Regions from separate parts of the Homo sapiens genome. Here region 1 is linked to region 2. A link is a loop called in an ENCODE intact Hi-C map of the cell type or tissue named here. Cell type or tissue: right lobe of liver. All regions are shown on one strand. Each heading gives the region's core, and the rest is flanking DNA. Links, peaks and the distances in the headings are about the cores only.

What was found. Hi-C counts contacts between places; a loop is a spot of excess contacts. Peaks named below come from ENCODE experiments on the same cell type or tissue, not always from the same donor. Only the 100,000 strongest peaks of a DNase experiment are listed, where the experiment ranks them.
Region 1: it touches region 2 in a loop (2.0-fold over the local background); 30 of 110 quality-filtered maps call a loop at or near these places.

What each region holds. Positions count from the first base shown.
Region 1 is chr19:57,750,826-57,760,608 of GRCh38, forward strand. It overlaps ZNF776 (zinc finger protein 776), which reads left to right. Exons shown (of 3, transcript NM_173632.4): 2 at 1-86; 3 at 2,466-7,323. The coding sequence ends at 3,862. Among named protein-coding and RNA genes, the nearest start is that of ZNF776, 8.9 kb to the left of the region's middle. In right lobe of liver, for the core only: no CTCF peak of the experiment used is centred there; no DNase peak of the experiment used is centred there.
Region 2 is chr19:57,825,397-57,835,179 of GRCh38, forward strand. ZNF587B (zinc finger protein 587B) reads left to right here and starts at 4,903. Exons shown (of 3, transcript NM_001376223.1): 1 at 4,903-5,168. The coding sequence starts at 5,133. It also overlaps the pseudogene FKBP1AP1. In right lobe of liver, for the core only: a CTCF peak has its summit at 4,899 (motif pointing left); a DNase peak (open chromatin) is centred at 4,885; H3K4me3 peaks cover 772 bases; H3K27ac peaks cover 1,784 bases.

The DNA.
Region 1 (9,783 bases), core at 929-8,928, 75 kb before region 2:
GGAGGAATGGAGTCTCCTTAGTGAGGCTCAGAGATGCCTTTATCATGACGTGATGCTGGAGAACCTGACACTTATATCTTCTCTAGGTAAGGCACTCACACTCTTCTCTATGACCTCAGCTATTGTCTGTCTGTCCCCATCTTTTTTCCCCATGGCAAGACTGTTTTCCTCACTTCAGGAGCCTGGGCACAGGTTCCTCTGTTAGTTCCCTGGGTAGGTTCTATGTGGTATGTAGGACTGAGGTGTGTGCACTGCCCTCTCTCTCCTTGAGCAGCCCCAACACCTGCTTTGCTGCAAGCTCCCAGAGAAGGAGCTTTACAGGCACCATAATGCATCCCACCTTGCTTGCCCTCTGGCTGTTGAGTAATTTTTCTAGATCAGAGACTGGTATGCACAGGTTCTACTTCCTTGCTCTAGGTGACATTTATTCATGACTGCCTGTGCTAGGAATTCCTCCCATCACTGATGTTCTCAATACTTACATGCACCATAGGTTGTTCTTGCAAGACCCTCCTTATAAATTATCTTGTTTGTTTTGTTTTGTTCTGTTTTGTTTTCAAAGTCTTAACTCTGTCACCCAGGCTGGAGTGCAGTGCTGCAGTCATAGCTCACTGTAGCCTCAATCTCCCAGGCTCAAGCAATCCTCCTTCCTCAGCCTCTAGAGTAACTCGGACTAGAGGCTTCTGCCATCACATCCCACTAATTTTTATTTTTATTTTTAATAGAGATGAGGTCTGGCTGTATTGCCCAGGCTGGTCTCTGACTCCCAACCTCACGTGATCCTCCCACCTCATCCTCCCAAAGTGCTGGGATTACAAGCATGAGCCAGTGTGCCCTGAGTATTTTTTGCTTTTTTGTTTTTTTTTTTTTCAGACAGGGTTTCACTGTCATCCAGGCTGCAGTCTACTGATGCAATCATGGTTCACTTCATTCTCAGCCTTCTGGGCTCAAGTAATCCTCCCACCTGACTCCTAAGTAGCTGGGACTACAGGAGCATGCCACCCTGCCCAACTAATTTTTGTTCATTTGTATTTTTGGTTTTGTTTTTTTTTTTTTTTTTTTTTTGAGACGGAGTCTTGCTCTGCCACCAGGCTGGAGTGCAGTGGCCCAATCTCGGCTCACTGCAACCTCCGCTTCCCAGGTTCACACCATTCTCCTGCCTCAGCCTCCCGAGTAGCTGGGACCACAGGCACATGCTGCCACACCTGGCTAATTTTTTTGTATTTTTAGTAGAGACGGGGTTTCACCGTGTTAGCCAGGATGGTCTCGATCTCCTGACCTTGTGATCCACCCGCCTCGGGCTCCCGGAGCTGGGATTACAGGCGTGAGCCACCGTGCCCGGCCTCATTTGTTTGTTTTGTAGAGATGGTGTCTCATTATGTTACCCAGGTTGGTCTTGAACTCCTAGGGTCAAGTAGTCCTTCCAGTTTGGCCTCCCACAGTGCTGGGATTATAGGTGTGAGCCACTGCACCTGGCCAAAAATTATCTTTGTAGTATTTAGTTTTCTTTCCTATGGGCTATCATGTGCTGATTTTTTCTGAACTGTTGGTTGGCTATTCTTCTCTCTTGTCTTTCTCTTATTCTTTATGTCATCCATGTCTCATGTAAATTCCATGTATATCTTTGCAGTGGGACTGAGAGTTCTCAGTGATCCAGAAGTTGCAGCTAAACCCAGGCTCAGCATGATGGGCCCAGAGGGAGGCCACCTCTGAGGAGTAACACCCTGGAGGAAGACATAACATTAGGGATTTAGGAAAGTCATGCTAGAAGCTCTCTGATTTCACAAGTATTTACCTGGCAACATGACGAGCCATATGCTGTTTCTGTCTTCCCCATTCTTGAGAGTTTCAGACTTCACCGTTCTATACCCTGTCACTTCTCCTCTGATGCCAGCCCAGGACTAATCTTCACATCTCTGGATCCCACCTGGACCCATTTTTCTCACATTTCCATCTGCAGTGGACTCCAATACTGGCATATCAATTTTGTATTAGGAAGTGTGTACACATTGCTAAGCCATACCTGACCAACAGCTGCTTTGTTGTACTCGTATTTTCTTGTGACACACAAACAAGTGTATCTTTGTTGTACTCGTATTTTCCTGTGACACACAAACAAGTGTATCTAACAGAGGTATTACTCCATGGAAATAATTGCAGAAACAGAATGTTGCCTTTAGGTTGAAGATAAGTCTTCTTCATATTACTGGGTTAGAATGATTACAGAATGTAGGGGGCCACATGATGTGAAGGAGCCAACAATACATGCACTACAGGAAGCAGAGGCAATTCCTTCCTGTGCAAACATCTAAAGGACCTTCATAAAGCATGTGGGTGCTATATAAAAGGATATGTCTAGGCCCAAGTAAATATAAGTACAACAAAGCAGCTGTTGATCAGGTATGGCTTAGTAATACTTCCCTTCGGAAGTACCTTGCATTTTACCAGCATTTTATTTCTTTTAGGTTGTTGGTATGGAGCAAAAGACGAGACACCTTCTAAGCAGACCCTTTCTATACAACAGGAGTCCCCACTCAGGACACATTGGACAGGTGTATGTACCAAGAAGGTCCACCTCTGGGGAATGTGTGGCCCTCTCCTGGGAGATATCTTACACCAGGGAACACAACACAATCAGAAATTGAATGGGTTTGGGGCATATGAAAAAAAATTGGATGACGATGCAAACCATCATCAAGACCAGAAGCAGCACATTGGAGAGAAATCGTACAGAAGCAATGCCAAGGGAACATCTTTTGTAAAGAACTGTAAATTCCATATGTCACATGAGCCATTTATCTTTCATGAGGTTGGGAAAGACTTTTTGTCCAGCTTGAGATTACTCCAACAAGAGGACATTCACACTTCAGGGAAGTCAAACTTTGAAACTAAGCATGGGATACCCCTTCAGGGTGGAAAAACTCATTACATCTGTGGAGAGTCCACAATACCGTTTAGCAACAAACACTCACTTGTCCTTCACCAGAGACTTCTCCCTAGAGAAGGACCTTATGTATGCAGTGATTCTGGGAAATTCACTAGCAAAAGTAATAGTTTTAATAATCATCAGGGAGTTCGCACTGGAAAAAGACCTTATCAGTGTGGACAATGTGATGAATCATTTTGGTATAAGGCCCACCTCACTGAACACCAGAGAGTTCACACTGGAGAAAGACCTTATGAGTGTGGAGAATGTGATAAATCTTTTAGTCATAAGCACAGTCTTGTTGACCATCAGCGAGTTCACACTGGAGAAAGACCTTATGAATGTGACGAATGTGGGAAATCTTTTAGCCATAAGCGCAGCCTTGTTCACCACCAGCGAGTTCACACTGGAGAAAGACCTTATCAGTGTGGAGAATGTGGGAAATCGTTTAATCACAAGTGCAACCTCATTCAGCATCAGCGAGTTCACACTGGAGAAAGACCTTTTGAGTGTACGGCATGTGGGAAGTTATTTAGGAGCAACTCCCACCTAAAGGAACACCAGAGAGTTCACACTGGAGAAAGACCCTATGAGTGTAAAGAATGTAGGAAATCATTTAGGTACAAGTCACACCTCACTGAACACCAGAGAGTTCACACTGGAGAAAGGCCATATGAGTGTAGAGAATGTGGGAAATGTTTTCATCAAAAGGGCAGTCTCATTCAACATCAGCAGATCCACTCTGGAGAAAGGCCACATGAGTGTGGAGAATGTGGGAAATGTTTTCATCAAAAGGGCAGTCTCATTCGACATCAGCAGATTCACTCTGGAGAAAGGCCACATGAGTGTGGAGAATGTGGAAAGTGTTTTCGTCAAAAGGGAAACCTCATTAAACATCAACGAGTTCACACGGGAGAAAGACATCATGAATGTTGAAAATTTGGCAGATCTGTTGGTAAAAAGAGCACCCTCATTCAACATTCGTGAGATCACACTGGAAAGCACTTATGAGTATGGAGAATGTGCAAAATCATCTAGCCAAAAGGTTGGCCTCATTCAACAATAGCAAGATCACACTGGGGAAAGGCTTTCTGAGTGTAGAGAATGTATGAAATCCTGTACATAGAAGTTTTGCCTCACCAAATACCAGAAGGGTCACACTGGAGAAAGACCCTATAGTTATGGGGAATTTGGGAAATTACCTAACAAGAAGTCCCACCTCACTGAACACTACTGAGTTCACAGTTGAGAAAGGCCATATGACTGTAAGGAATTTGTAAAATTATTTAGCCAGAAGAGCTGCATTACTATTCATCAGATAATTTACAATGGAGAAAGGCCACATAATAATTTCTCACATAATAAATGTGAGAAATCATTTCCGTACAGCTCTGCGCTCCATGTTCGTAAGAGTTCACACTGGACAAAGCCTTATGAGAGCAGCGAGTAGAAAATCCTTTGTGGGAAAACTCTGGTTTCATTAAACACAGGAGAGTTCATGCTAGAGAAAGGCCTCAACAGTGTAGCAAATATGGAAAGACATTCACTAGAAGCTCTGCCCTGCAAGTTCACACTAGAGAAAGCCCTTCTCAGTGAAGTAAATTTGGAAAATTGATTAGTCAAACCTCTATGCTCCTTCAAAATCAGAGTTCACACTGGATCAAGGCTTTATGGTGTGACAAATATGGCACATTCTTTATCTAAATGTCTAACATATTATGCACAGACAAGCTCCTGCTGTGGAAGTGCCTTTTGAGTGCAGAGCATTTGCGAGGGCTTCACTCTTCTTTCACTGGATACCAGAATGTTGACAGGAGAAAAATAACATAGATGTGTGGGAATATTACTTCTTGTCCAGTGTAACTGTGGGAGAGAGCCCTTATGAGGACACCATCAACCTATATTGAATGTCATATGTCCAGTAGCTGCATAAATTCCAGGTATATGGGAGCTGTATTGCATTTCTTATCCTGCGTATGTCCTTGCCAGATTTATTTCATTCTTAGGTCTCTGGCAAAAGCCATTTCATCTCTACCACTTGGCAGGTACCTACAGTGCATCACTCATGCACTCCATCATATTCCAGAAAAAAAGTTCAAGTTGTCTCCCATTCAGCAGTGGTATTTTTGAGTAGCCTCTGCACTCGTTCCTTTCTCATTTCTCTATGAAGAGTTAGGCCATGGACCTGACTCAGTTCTGGCCTAGAGCAGAAGTGTCCAATCTTTTGGCTTTCCTGGTCCACATTGGAAGAAGAATTGTCTTGTGCCGCATATGAAATACATTAACACTAATGATAGCTGATGAACTTTTTTAAAAAATCACACAAAAACCCTCATAATGTTTTAAGAAAGTTTACAAATTTGTGTTGGGCTGCATTCAAAGCTGTCCTGAGATACATGCGGCCCACAAGCTGCGGGTTGGACCAGCTTGGCCTAGAGAATTTTTCTGATTACTTGACAAGATGGGCTGTCTTTCCTAGGAATCTCATGATTGTCATGATTCTTAAAATGGAATTTTCCAGCCTCTTAACTCACCAACCCAAGTACAAGCTGCCTCTCATTGTTCTGGTTTCTGCTATGATGAAGTCCTTATTTAAGCTTCCTTCAATCTTGGGAATTGTATTGACTGTATTGTGTGAATTGTATACTCACTGCATTGTGTGGCTTAGATACAACATGGTTCTGGTACCATGAAGGATTCTGGTACCATGAAAGTTTGTTGGGGTTACTAAACTGTGTGACTCTTAGGGAACAGTATGAAGGCAGAATATAGCTCTGCATTTGTGGCCTAGTTTGGATGGCTGCCTAAGGCCTCCAAATAAAGACTTCAGGGCTTTGTGATCTTTATTTTTAGATGAAATAGTGCAATAATATGTGTTTTCATAAATCAACCTGAGTAGGGGACAGTTTTAGTGACACACTTTGGTGCTTCTGAGAACAGCACAAAATTATTCTCTTGTTTATAATGGATATTGCATTCTGCTCAGTACTGGTGAGGGAAATCTGTTCTCAAGTCCTACAGTGCATTCATGTGTCCTGAAGTCCAGAATTCTGTAGGATAGTGTCCTACGTTATAAGCCTGGAGAAAGAAATCATAATTCTTTAATTTTTATTTTTTTAGGGAAATGATGTCACTCTGAAACTCAGGCTGGAATACACTGGCATGGTCATACCTCACTGCGGCCTCAAACTCCTGGGCTCAAGTGATCCTCCTGCCTCAGCCTCCCGAGTACCTGAGATTAGCCCAGGTAATTTAAGAATTTTTTATAGAGATAGGGTTTTGCTATTTTACCCTGACTGATGTTCAACTCCTGGCCTCAAGTAATCCTCTAGCATACGCCCTTGAAAGCACTAGGATTACAGGTGTGAGCCACCATGCCCAGCCCAAAAATAATTTTTGTAGAATTAGCATTTCTAGGTAGTGAAGCAGACTGCAACAGAATAGTTGGGATATACTTTTTTTAAAAAGGCATCCACAATGATTCAGTCACTATGTCTGTGATGGACAAGCAGGTACAGAAATTTTCAGGACCTCCATAATTATGAATCTAGTGTAGCTTAGGTCATTGTCAGACTAAATCTAAAGGTTTTGTGGATTTCTGTAGCCTATCTGGGCTGCATACCAAAAAGCCATCCCTGAATTAGTAGGAGGAAGAGGATAGGGAGAAAGGAAATCTCTTAGTCCAGTGATGTGGCCTTTGCAACCAGCCAGCATTCCAATTTAATCAGGTGGAAATGATCTTCCTGGCTCATAAGTATTTGGTATCACACAGGCTAATTGCCCCCCTTAGGGCGTGATGAGAGTTAGGAGAGTCAATGTAAAATCACATAACCTATTTGTCAAAAATAATGTTAAATCCAGATAGTTCTTTCAAATTAAATTTTTAAAGCTGTAATAAGACTGGGCATGGTGACTCATGCCTGTTATCCCAACACTTTGGGAGTCCAGGGTGGGAGTATTGCTTGAGGTAAGAAGTTTGAGACTAGCCTGGGTCCCATAGTAAGACCCTGTCTCTTAAAAAATAAATACTATCTTTCTCTCTGGCCTCTCCATGCTCCAGACAATCACTGAATTACAATATTTGCTTAACAGTAGATTAATGTCAATTTTCTGGAATTTTATATGACTGATATAACATGTTTCCTCTTTTCATACCTGAGTACTCTCCTGAGCCCTATTTATTTAGATGTTCTTCTTTTTTCTTTATTATTATTTTTATTTCACATAGCAGGGATGCATATTTTGACATTCATCAATCATGATATATGAGTAGTTCATTCTTTTTATCTTAGAATATGACATGCTATGGAAATCACTGTATACGAATTCATCTGCTTATGGATATGTTATTGCTTCTTATTTTTGTCTGTTAGGAATAAAACTGCTTGTTAAGCACATTTGAATGCAATTCTTCATATAGATAAGGTTTCATTTCTCTTGTTTGAATGCCTTGGTGTGCAGTGCCCAACTCACATGGTAGATGAATGTATACCCCTCTCCCAACTCCAGGCCGCACAGCTTACAGCTCCAAGAGAGACTCCTTCCCTCCACTTGAGGAGAGGAGAGGGAAGAATAAAGAAAACTTTGTCTTGGAACTTGTTCCAGCTCAGCTACAGTAGGATAGGGCACCAGGCTGAGGCCCCTATTCTAGGCCCTAGCTCTGAATGACATTTCTAGATATACCCTGGGCTAGAAGAGAACCCACTTCTTTGAAAGGGAGGATCCAGTCCTGGGAGGATCCATCACCTGCTGACTAAAGAGTCATTGGGCCCTGAATAATCAGCAGTAATACACAGGCAGTACTCACCATGTGCCATTGGTGAGACTCAGACGCTGGCTTCAGGTGTGACCCAGCACATTCCCAGCTGTGATGGCTTTCAGGAATGACTCCTGCTTGAGAAACAGAAGAGTAAAGAAGACTTTGTCTTACCGCTTAGATACCAGTTTGGCCACAGTAGGGTAGAGCACCAAGTAGGCTCTTAGGGTCCCTAATTTCAGGCCTTGGCTCTTGGATGGCCAGAGGAAAGCCCACTGCCCTGAACAGTGTCCCAAGCCTGGCAGCACTCACCACAAGCCTGTGAGTCCCACAGTCCTGGACTGGTGAGGACCATGGGGAGAGACACCTCTGCTTGTGAAAACAGGAGGGAAGAGTGAGAAGGATTTTGTCTTATGGCTTGGGTGCCAGTTCACCTGCAGTAGAACACCAGATAGATTCCTAAGGTTTCCCACTACAGGCTCTGGCTCGCAGATGGCTTTTCTGAATGTGCCTAGGATGGGGAGGAGCTTGCCACTCTGAAGGGAAGGACATAAACCTCGCTGGTTTTGCCCCCTGCTGATTGTAGAGTCCTAGGGCCTTGAACAAACAGGGAGTAGCCAGGAAGTGGTCAGTATGAGCCTTGGGCAGCACCCAGTTCTCTGCTGGCTACAGGTCTGACCCCACATAGTCCCATTGGTGGTGGCACAGGGGTACTTGTGTTACTGCTCCTCCAGCTAAAGGCAGCTCAGCACAAAGAAACTTTGGAAACCTGCCAGCAGGAGACTCAATGACCCCCATGAACACTTGAGCTGGCAGGGAGAGCTGCTTAGAGAAGTGGTAGGGACAGAACTCCAGCCAGTGCAGAGCCCAGAGGATTTGGGGTGGGAGCATCTCTAGTGGAGCACAGCTAGACACGCCCATATTTCAAGGTTCGCCTTGCTTCCCTAACAGACTTTAGCCCTAGGGAAGTCAGACCTGATCAGTGCAGGGCGTTCTTGCCGATAAGTTGGGGATGGTTGGACCTGAGCACCTCTTGGTCAGCTGGCCTCTCCCAGGGCTCCAGGCTACCCACACCTGCTTGCAGTGCGACCTCGGTTGCCCAGGTGGGGTCCCTTATGGGGGTGTACATCATAGCTCCTGTGCTGGTGAACTGCAGTTGATAAATCCCATAGTCGTGCAACAGCCCACCTGCACCTTCCCAAAACTGCGGCCTCTCTGAGACACTTTGCCTGCATGCATTCACCTATGGCCACCCCCGACGTTGCTTTGCCAGCATATGTGCATGCAAGTGGACCTTGCCTTCTCTTTTCCACCAGCATGCGTGTGCATGTGCACCCTGTCATGCTACAGCTGCCAGTGTGAGCACACCTCATCCCCCCAACTTTTCGCTGCACCACCATTGCTGTCAGAGCATTTGCGATCCCAGAGACTGCCAGCCCGCACCTGCCAGCACCCCACCCCTGGACCAGCACAAAACTACACAGACGAGCAGACACACTCCACTCACCAGTATCAGCTGCTACCCACGTGAATGCATGCACAGAGGGTACAAACAGTCCTGCACCTGCCAGCACCTTGCCTCCATATTAACTCCACTGCTGGTGTGAATGTGTACTGGGACATCAATGGAACCCCCTTCCCTACCCCCCCATGTTGTGCTGCCACCACCAGCACTGTGAACACTCACGTGGAGGCTGGCACCCCTACACCCACCAGCACTCCATCGCAGCCAATAAACGTACACCCCACCACTGCCATTGCTGCTGGCATGTGGGAACAAGGATGGATCCTGCTGCCACCACCCTAAGCACTGGGGCTGGCACTGCCCTTCAGAGTGTTGTTACCAATAGTCTGGGAACAACTTGACCCTCCAGCATGGCAGGTTTCTGACCTCCAGGGATCATAGGACAAAGCTGGATGCCTGATACCAGGCCCCGTGTATTAGAGCACACAGTCTAGTAGTCCTGAGCTGAGCCTTGGACCCCTAAAATGCTCCAGAAATTAAGACAGTTGACTGGAGCCACATTATACCACAAACTCTTAAGGGCACCAAAAAGGATAAAAGAAAAAGAAGTCCATCCAAAGTTCAGCAACTTCAAAG
Region 2 (9,783 bases), core at 1,255-9,254:
TTCTGCCTCAGCCTCCCGAGTAGCTGGGATTACAGGCATGCACAATCATGCCCGGCTAATTTTGTATTTTTAGTAGAGACCAGGTTTCTCCATGTTGATCAGGCTAGTCACGAACGCCCAACCTCAGGTGATCCACCCACCTTGGCTTCCCAAAGTGCTGAGATTACAGGCGTGAGCCACCGTGCCCGGCAATGGCTGGGCTTTCATTGGGTGTGAAGTCTACAAACAGCATCTTCAATTTAAACTGTCAGTTAAAGTTCTTAAGATTTAGGAAATGATGGAGCTTGGAAAGTTATGAGATTACAAAATTCCGGAAAGTCCATTAGAAAAACCACAGGATGGAAAAAAAAATAAGCCAGGCAACAAAGCTTCAGAGGTCCCTGCTGGCCCAGGGAGAGATACCTGCAGTGTCCAGCATCTCAGTGAACATGATCTACTTTCAAAGGCAGGGGCTTAAAGCGAGGGAAGGGGGGGAACTGGTGGAAGCAAAGGCTCTCCCCATCACCACCTTGGTTTTAGGTAGGGATTTTAATTTAACTGAAGGACATCTCTCAACTTGGACAATAATTAATCCCTCAACAGCACCTCATATCTGCTATGACTTTGCAGCGCAGCAGAAAGAATGTTTAGTATCTAATAGATAAAAATTTCATCGAAAAAATTAAAATATTCTTGCAACACCCCCCCAACACCAATTCCTATTCTAAAGTGAATCTATCACTTGTGCTGTTGATACTTGACCATGTACTTAATTGGAAACCTAGATGCAAAAGACTGAAACTGAATCTTCACCCCAAAATGAAAACAAAATAAAATGAGTAACTTGAGGTTTATGGCATATAGTTTAGGTAAACACACACACAAGGAGAAGGGGGAAGAGGAAATGGAAGGTGTCGGAAGCAAAGCTGAGTGACAGAACACATTCAGTCAGGGCAGATGTCTATACAGAGTGTAGTGGAACCTCAGGAAAAGCTTCATATGGATTCATGCGCACGCGTCTGGAGGCACCAGATCCCTCCATGGCAGATCCAAGAACAGGGAGCTGAGGGAGAAGGCCATTCCCTTCATTCCAGTTTTAGGAGCTCCACATCGAAGACGAGAGTGGCGTGTGGTGGGATGATGCCTGGGTGCCCAGTGGCACCGTAGGCAGAATCTGGAGATATAGTCAGTTGGGCTGTCTGACCCACACTCATCTAAGCAACCCTTTCTTCCCAGCCTCGGATCACCTCCTGCTAAAAATTAAGGGGCTTGTTTCTGTCCCGGGAGGAATCAAATTTCTTTCCATCTTCAAGCATCCCGGTGTAGTGCACCACGCAGGTCTGGCCGTGCCTCGGGAAGGTGCACTCCTCTCCTGGGGAGATGGTTTCCACCTGCACTCCCATGGCGGCGGCCGATGCTGGGTGGGCGGGTAGCGCGACGGGCGGTGTGGACCAACAGCGACCTGGCGGCGGTTCCACAGCTCTGGCTAGACCCTTGGCTTTTATTTATTTATTTATTTATTTATTTTTTGATACAGAGCCTCTCTTTGTCACCCAGGCTGGAGTGCAGTGGCACGATCTTGGCTCACAGCAACCTCTGCCTCCCGGATTCAAGCGATTCTCCTGCCTCAGCCTCCCCAGTAGCTGGGATTCATGCCCAGCTAATTTTTGTATTTTTAGTAGAGACGGGGTTTCACCATGTTGGCCAGGATAGTCTGTAGCTCTTAACCTCGTGATCCCCTCACCTCTGCCCAGAGTGCTGGGGTTACAGGCGTGAGCCACTGGGCCCGGACTTTTTTTTTTTTTTTGGCCAGGCGCGGTGGCTCACACCTGTAATCCCAGCACTTTGGGAGGGCGAGGCGGGCGGATCACGAGGTCAGGAGATCGAGACCATCCTGACTAACATGGTGAAACCCTGTCTCTACTAAAAATACAAAAAATTAGCCGGGCGTGGTGGCGGGCACCTGTAGTCCCAGCTACTCGGGAGGGTGAGGCAGGAGAATGGCGTGAACCCAGGAGGTGGAGCTTGCAGTGAGCCGAGATCATGCCACTGCACTCCAGCCTGGGCGACAGAGCAAGACTCAAATCAAAAAAAAGAAAAATCGACCCCTGACCTAATCAGTAATGTTATACAGATTACAAACATTATATAGAAAAGCATTGTGAAAATCCCTGTCCTGTTCTGTTCCGTTCTAATTACCAGTGCATGCAGCCCCCAGTCATGTACCCCCTGCTTGCTCAATCGATCACGACCCTCTCACACAGACCCCCTTAGAGTTGTGAGCCCGTAAAAGGTACGAGAATTGCTCACCTGGGGAGCTCAGTTGTTGGAGATGTGAGTCTTGCCGAAGCTCCCAGCTGAATAAAGCCCTTCCTTCTTTAACTCGGTGTCTGAGGGGTTTAGTCTGCAGCTTGTCCTGCTATACCTACGATTTCATCTCCAACCCAACCAATCAGGACTGCCCACTTCATGGCCCCCTATCTACCAAATTATCCTTAAAAAACCCCAGTCTCATGAGGTGGAGGTTGCAGTGAACCGAGATCATGACCTTGCACTCCAGCCTGGGCAACAGGAGCAAAACTCCATCTCAAAAAAACAAACAAACAAATAAACAACAACAAAAAAACCCAGTCTCCAAGTTTTCAGGAAGACTGATTTGAGTAATATTAATAAGACTCCAGTCTGCTGTTCATCCAACTCTGTGTGAATCAAACTCTTTCTTTTACAATTCTCCTGTCCTGATAAATTGGCTCTATCTGGGCAGTGGGCAAAATGAACCCGCTGGGTGTTTACACATTCATTTTAACAATACAATAATGGTTATTAACCTTTGCATTAATCTCTGCTTCCAGTGGAAGAATTTTGCATCAAAGGACCACTTGAAATGATAGGTGAATTTAGATCTATAGCCTTTGGGAGCACCTACACTAACTCTGAAATAATATTTTTCCATACACTAGGGTAATCAGCTACAGCTAATAATTGCAAGAAATCTCAATAGGAGTTTTAAGGAAAGGCAGGATGATCCTCTGCCCAGTAGAAAGATCTGCAATCTTTTATTTATTTATTTATTTAATTTTATTTTTTTCCAATACAGAGTCTTGCTCTGTCGCCCAGGCTAGAGTGCAGTGGCACAATCTCAGCTCACCGCAACCTCTGACTCCTGGGTTCAGGAGATTCTCCTGCCTCAGCCTCCTGAGTAGCTGGGATTATATGCATATGCCATCATGCCAAGCTAATTTTTGTATTTTTAGTAGAGGCGGGGTTTCACCATGTTGGCCAGACTGGACTTGAACTCCTGACCTCAGGTGATCCACCCGCCTCAGCCTCCCAAAGTGCTGGGATTACAGGCGTGAGCCACCCACACCCAGCCCTTATTTTTATTTTTTAGAGAAGAGGTCTTGCTCTGTTGCCCAGGCTGGAGTGCAGTGGCACGATCTCGGCTTACCGCAGCTTCAAACTCCTGAGCTCAAGCGATTCTCCCTCCTTCAGGCTCCCTAACCCTAACCCCAACCTTGGGGCAGCTGGGACCACTGGCCTGCCTGACCTCACCCCACTAATATTTTTTATTTTTTGCAGAGACAGGATATGGGGAAAAGAAATCAGATTGTTACTGTGTCTATGTAGAAAAGGAAGCCATAAGAAACTCCATTTTGATCTGTATTAAGAAAAATTGTTCTGCTTTGAGATGCTGTTAATCTGTAACTTTAGCCCCAACCCTGTGCTCACAGAAACGTACTGTATTGAATCAAGGTTTAATGGATTTAGGGCTGTGCAGCATGTGCCTTGTTAACAATATGTTTGCAGGCAGTATGCTTGGTAAAAGTCATCGCCATTCTCCATTCTCTATTAACCAGGGACACAATGCACTGCGGAAAGCTGCAGGGACCTCTGCCTGAGAAAGCCTGGGTATTGTCCAAGGTTTCCCCCACTGAGACAGCCTGAGATATGGCCTCATGGGAAAGGAAAGACCTTACATCCCCCAGCCGGACACCCTTAAAGGGTCTGTGCTGAGGAGGAGGAGTGAAAGAGGGAGGCCTCTTTGCAGTTGAGATAAGAGTAAGGCTTCTGTCTCCTGCTCATTCCTGGGAATGGAATGTCATGGTGTAAAGCCAACCATTCCCATTCGTTGTATTCTGAAATAGGAGAAAACTACCCTGTGGCTAGAAGCGAGATATGCTGGCAGCAATACTGCTCTGTTGCTCTTTGCTACACTGAGATGTTTGTTTAAAGTGAAACATAAATCTGGCCTATGTGCACATCCACGCACAGTACCTTTCATTGAACTTATTCATGATACAGATTCCTTTGCTCACGTGTTTCCCTGCTGACCTTCTCCCCACCATCACCCTGTTGCCCTGCCACACTCCCCTCACCAAGAGAGTAAAAATAATGATCAATAAATACTGAGGGAACTCAGAGACCGGCGCCGGTGAAGGTCCTCACATGCTGAATGTGCCAGTCCCCTGGGCCCACTATTCTTTCTCTATACTTTTTCTCTGTGTCTAATTTCTTTTCTCAGTCTCTCGTCTCCACCTGATGAGAGATACCCATAGGTATGGAGGGGCAGGCCCCCTTCAAACAGGATTTTGCTTTGTTGCTCAGGCTAATCTCTAACTCTTGGCCTCAAATGATCCTTCTGACTTGGCCTCCCAAACTGGTGGAATTACAGGAGCTAGCCACCATACCAGTCAGGGCGCATATCTTAAGGATACTCCTGAGGTGGAGCTGGGCTTTTCCTGCAGAACCGCCTCTGGGAATTGTGCCCTTTACCCTCCTTGTTACCTAGGGAACTACATTACCCAGAAAACTCCGCATGGAATGACAGAGTGGAAGAGCCATGGGGGCTCAGAATAAAGGCATTTCCTGTGTGCACGTGACAATGGGTCCGGACTTCCGGCGCCCTCTGGTGGCGGCCATTTTGATTGGTGTTGGGTTTATTTGTCGGAGAGGCTCCTGAGCGCTAGGTCGGCACTGCGGTGACTGAACCCAGAAGGCGGAGAACAGTTGTCCTCTGCTGCACAGAGGCGACTCTGGAGCTCTGTGACGGCGCCAAGCGTGACCCACCCCTGGGCCAGGATAGGGACCGTCATGCCCATATCTCCTGGCTGGTCACCCTCTCCTCCCAACCCTGCTTTAAACCACGTGGTTCGATGGCGGTGGTGGCCACGCTGAGGCTCTCTGCTCAGGTAATTGTGGTGCCTTCCATGCCCTCAGGTCACCTCATCATCACCCAAAAGCCTGTAGTCTTGCAAGGAAGAGTCTTTAAGGTGGCAGAGCCATAGGCAGCAGATGCTGAGTTTTTATTAGGAGTGACTGTCAGGACAGCCCTTTTGAGCTGCTGAAGGCCTAATCTTTTATAGTCACTGTACCTGAGCGAGTTAGAGAAAACGCCACACTTTGAGACGAATTAAGAGTCCGTTTATTTAAAAAAAAATCCGTTTATTTAGCCGGCGGCCAAGAGATGGGTAACGCTCAAAGTTCTCGCGGCCCCAAAGAAGGGGCTAGATTTTCTTTTATACTTTGGTTTAGAAAGGGGAGGGGGGGTCTAGTTAAAACAATTTTACAGAAGTAAAGTAGGCAAGAAAAGTTAAAAGGATAAATGGTTACAGGAAAGTAAACAGTTCCAGGTGCAGGGGCTTTAAGACTATTAGAAGGTGATAGATGGGGGGCTTTGGGCGTTATCAATCAGACGAATTCCTGGGAACTGCGGATATAGCTCGCCACAGTATCTTATCAGTTAATTGCATTCTTGGATGTGCTGGGAGTCAGCTTGCACAAGTTAAGTCCTTGAGGAAGGGGCTGCCAGTGAAAGAGCCAAGATGGAGTCTGTCTGGCTCTCTTATGTAAGGGAGAGTCAATTCAGGTGGAAACAAGTCTAGGTGATTAAAGGAAAGGGAGAATCTAAAAACAGGGTTAGTAAAAACAAGGTTGGGCATTACATCACAGAATCCTCTAGTGAGAACTGATAGTGGAACAGTGTGCTCGTTGGTGACCTTACCTCGTTAGATGCAGTCTTTATTTTTTATTTTTTTGAGACGGAGTTTCACTCTTGTTGCCCAGGCTGGATGCAATGGCGTGATCTCGGCTCACCGCAATCTCCGCCTCCTGGGTTCAAGCGATTCTCCTGCCTCAGCCTCCCGAGTAGGTGTCATTACAGGCATGCGCCACTGCACCTGGCTAATTTTTTGTATGTTTAGTAGAGATGGAGTTTCTCCATGTAGGTCAGGCTGGTCTCGAACACCTGATCTCAGGTGATTCACCTGCCTCGGCCTCCCAAAGTGCTGGGGTTACAGGCGCGAGCCACCGAGCCCAGCTTATTTTATTTATTTATTTTTTTTTTTTTTGAGACAGAGTCTCAGTCTGTCACCCAGCCTGGAGTACAGTGGCGTGATCTCGGCTCACTGCAACCTCCGCCTGCCGGGTTCAAGCGATTCTCCTGCTTCAGCCTCCCAAGTAGCTGGGATTACAGACACCCGCCACCATGCCCGGCTAATTTTTTGTATTTTTAGTAGAGACGGGGTTTCGCCATGTTGCCTAGCCTGGTTTCGAACTCCCGAGCTCAGGCAATACGCTCGCCTCGGCCTCCGAAAGTGCTGGGATTACAGACGTGAGCCACCGTGCCTGGCTGTCTTTATTTTTTTATTTGTTTACTAAACAAAACATCTTACCCTTTATAGCAGAGTGCCCTGTGAAATACAAATTGTCTTTTTCTTTTTGTTTTTTTTTGAGACAGAGTCTCGCTCTATCGCCCAGACTGGAGCGCAGTGGCACGATCTCGGCTCACTGCAAGCTCCACCTCCCGGGTTCATGCCATTCTCCTGCCTCAGCCTCCCGAGTAGCTGGGACTACAGGCATGCACTACTATGCCCGGCTTATTTTTGCATTTGTAGTAGAGACGGGGTTCCGCCATGTTGGCCAGAATGGTCTCAATCTCTTGACATTGTGATCCGCCCGCCTTGGCCTCCCAAAGTGTTGGGATTACAGGCGTGAGCCACTGTGCCCGGCCAATTCTATTTAATTATTTTAATTTCTTTGCTGAATTTATCTGATAGAATTCTGAATTTTTTCTCCGTGTTTGTCTTGAATTTCTTTGAATTTCCTCAAAATAGCTATCTTGAATTATCTGTCTGAAAGGTCACGTATCTCTGTTTCTCCAGGATTCGTCTTTGGTGCTTTATTTAGTTTGTTTGGTGAGGTCACGTTTTCCTGGATGGTGTTGATGCTTGTAGATATTCGTCAGTGTCTGGGCATTAAACAGTTAGGTGTTTATTGTGGTCTTCACAGTCTGGGCTCATTTGTACCTGTCCTTCTTAGGAAGAGTTTCCAGGTATTTGAAAGGACCCGGGTGTTGTGATCTAAGCTGAATCTACTTTAGCGGGAACCCCACACTCAGTAATGCTGTGACTCTTGCAGACTCAGAGAGCTGTACCACCTTTGTGGTCTTGAATAAGATCTGAAAGATTTCCCTTGATTAACATAACAGGTAGAGACTCTTGTTGGGTCTTCCCTCACTTTGTCCCAGCATGTCTCTGTCAGTGCTGAAGTGCCTGAAACTGGGGGTTGGGACAGAAGCACCCCTTTAGCTACCACCACTGGGACTGTGCTGGGTGAGAGCTGAAGCCAGCACAGCACTGGGTTTCACCCAAGGCTCCTGTGACCACTACATGGCTATCGCCTGTGTTCCCTCAAGGCCCTAGCCCTGTACAGTCAGCAGGTGGCAAAGCCAGACAGGCTTATGTCCTTCTCCTTAGGACGGTGAGTTCCCCAGGCCTCAGGTTGGTATACAGATGCCATCCATGAGCCAGGGATTGGAGTAAAAATCCTTAGAAATCTACCTGGTGTTCCTTTGCACTGCAGCTGAGCTGGCACTCAAACTACAAGCTAGAGCCCTTCCCACTCTTCCATCCCCTTTCCACAGGCAGAGCAGCCTCACTCTGTGGCCACCACCAGCACGGGCCCACAGGGAGTGCTGTCAGACTACCACTGAGGTTCCATTAAGGGCTAAGAGCTCTTCAGTCAGCTTGTGGTGAATGTTGCCTGGTCTGAGGCTGACTCTTCAAGACTCACCCAGGGCAGGTCCAGCAATGTCATCCACGAGCCAAGGCCTGGAATCAGGGACCCCAAGAGGCTTCTTGGTGCTCTATCCCTCTGTGGTTGAGCTGGCAGCTGAGGTGCAAGACAAGGTCCCCTTTACTTTTTCCTCTGTTATTCTCAAGCAGGTGGGGTCTCTGACCGTAACCACCACAGCTGGCAGTGTGCTGTGTTACATCTGAAGCTGGCATGTCTCAGAGTCTCACCCAGTGCCATCGCATACTACCTGGGTACTGCTGCTAGTTATTCAGGGTCCAAGGGTTGTTTAGTCAGAAGGTGATGGGTCCTCCCATGACTGAATTCTTCCCTTCAAGGCAGCAGGTTCTGTTTTGGTCCAGAGTGTGTCTAGAAATATTATCTGGGTGGGCCTGGAATGGGTCCTCACAACCCTGCCCAGTGCCCTATCCTGTGGCTGAGGTGACATCCAAAATGCAAGACAAAGTTCTTTTTGCTGTTCCCTCTCCTCTCCTCGAGTGGAAGGAAGGAGCCACGTAGCCTGGGGTTGCATGAGGGGTGGCACAAGCACACCCTTAGCTACCTCAACTGGTGTCTCAGTAGGTTGTGCTCCCCCAACCCAACCAGGTCCCCTGGCTCGGAGCCCAGCTCAGCACAGCACATGCCTAGGGGTTGCAGTCCTTGTGGCCTCGACCGCCTTTCAAGTTTATTTAGGACTTCAGAGCCCTCCAGCCCACAGTGGCAAGGCTTGCCAGATCTCAAGTCCTGACCATTGGGGTGGGCGATTCCCCTCTGGCTGGGCTGGTCGCTATGCTTACTCCCTGGGTAGGCGTCCGTTGAGTTCAGCCCAGTTTTGCTTTCTGCTATGACAGGGAAGCACTGAGTTCTGTGCAACGTCTGACAGTCACTGCGCTTTCCCTTCCCAGGAGCACAGATTCTCCACAACAGGCAGGCACTGCTGGGGGATGGGGAGGAGTGGCATTGGCAACTCAAGACTCTACAGCCCCTTTTAGTGCCATTTCCAGTAATACAAAATTAAATCCAGGTACTGTGAGTGCTCATTTGATTTTTGGTTCTTACAAAGGTGATTTTTTTCTGTGTTGATAGTGTTTAAATTTGGTGTTCTGGGCCGGGTGTGGTGGCTCACGCCTGTAATCCCAGCACTTTGGGAGGCTGAGGCAGGCGGATCAACTGAAGTCAGGAATTTGAGACCAGCCTGGCCAACATGGCAAAACCGTGTCTCTACTAAAAATACAAAAATTAGTCGAGTGTGGTGGCAGGTGCCTGTAATCCCAGCTACTTGGGAGGCTGAGGCAGGGAGAATTAGGGAGAATTGCTTGAACCCCGGAGGCAGAGGTTGCAGTGAGCCAAGGTAGCACTACTGGACTCCAGCCCTGGTGACAGAGCGAGACTCTCTCTTAAAAAAAAAAAAGAAAAAAAAAAGGTGTTCTGTTAAGGGTATGATGGGTGCAGCTTTCTATTCCACCATCCTGCTCTGTTGCACCTCTCGAGCTCAGTCCTTTCAACCGGAAACACTAGAGAAACCCTAAAGCCTAGGCCCTAAGTCCATAACGCAGGTGGTATGGAGGTATTCCCATTTCAGTGAAACTGTGTAAACACTTAGAAGGTCAGCCTTGGATTTGGTAGCAGTATGTGAAATGCTCAGAGATAAAACTGATCAGAGTGGGGAGGTGATGTTACTTCTCTGCCTGGCTCCACATTGGAGAAAGGAACATGGGGTTAAGGGAGGAGGAA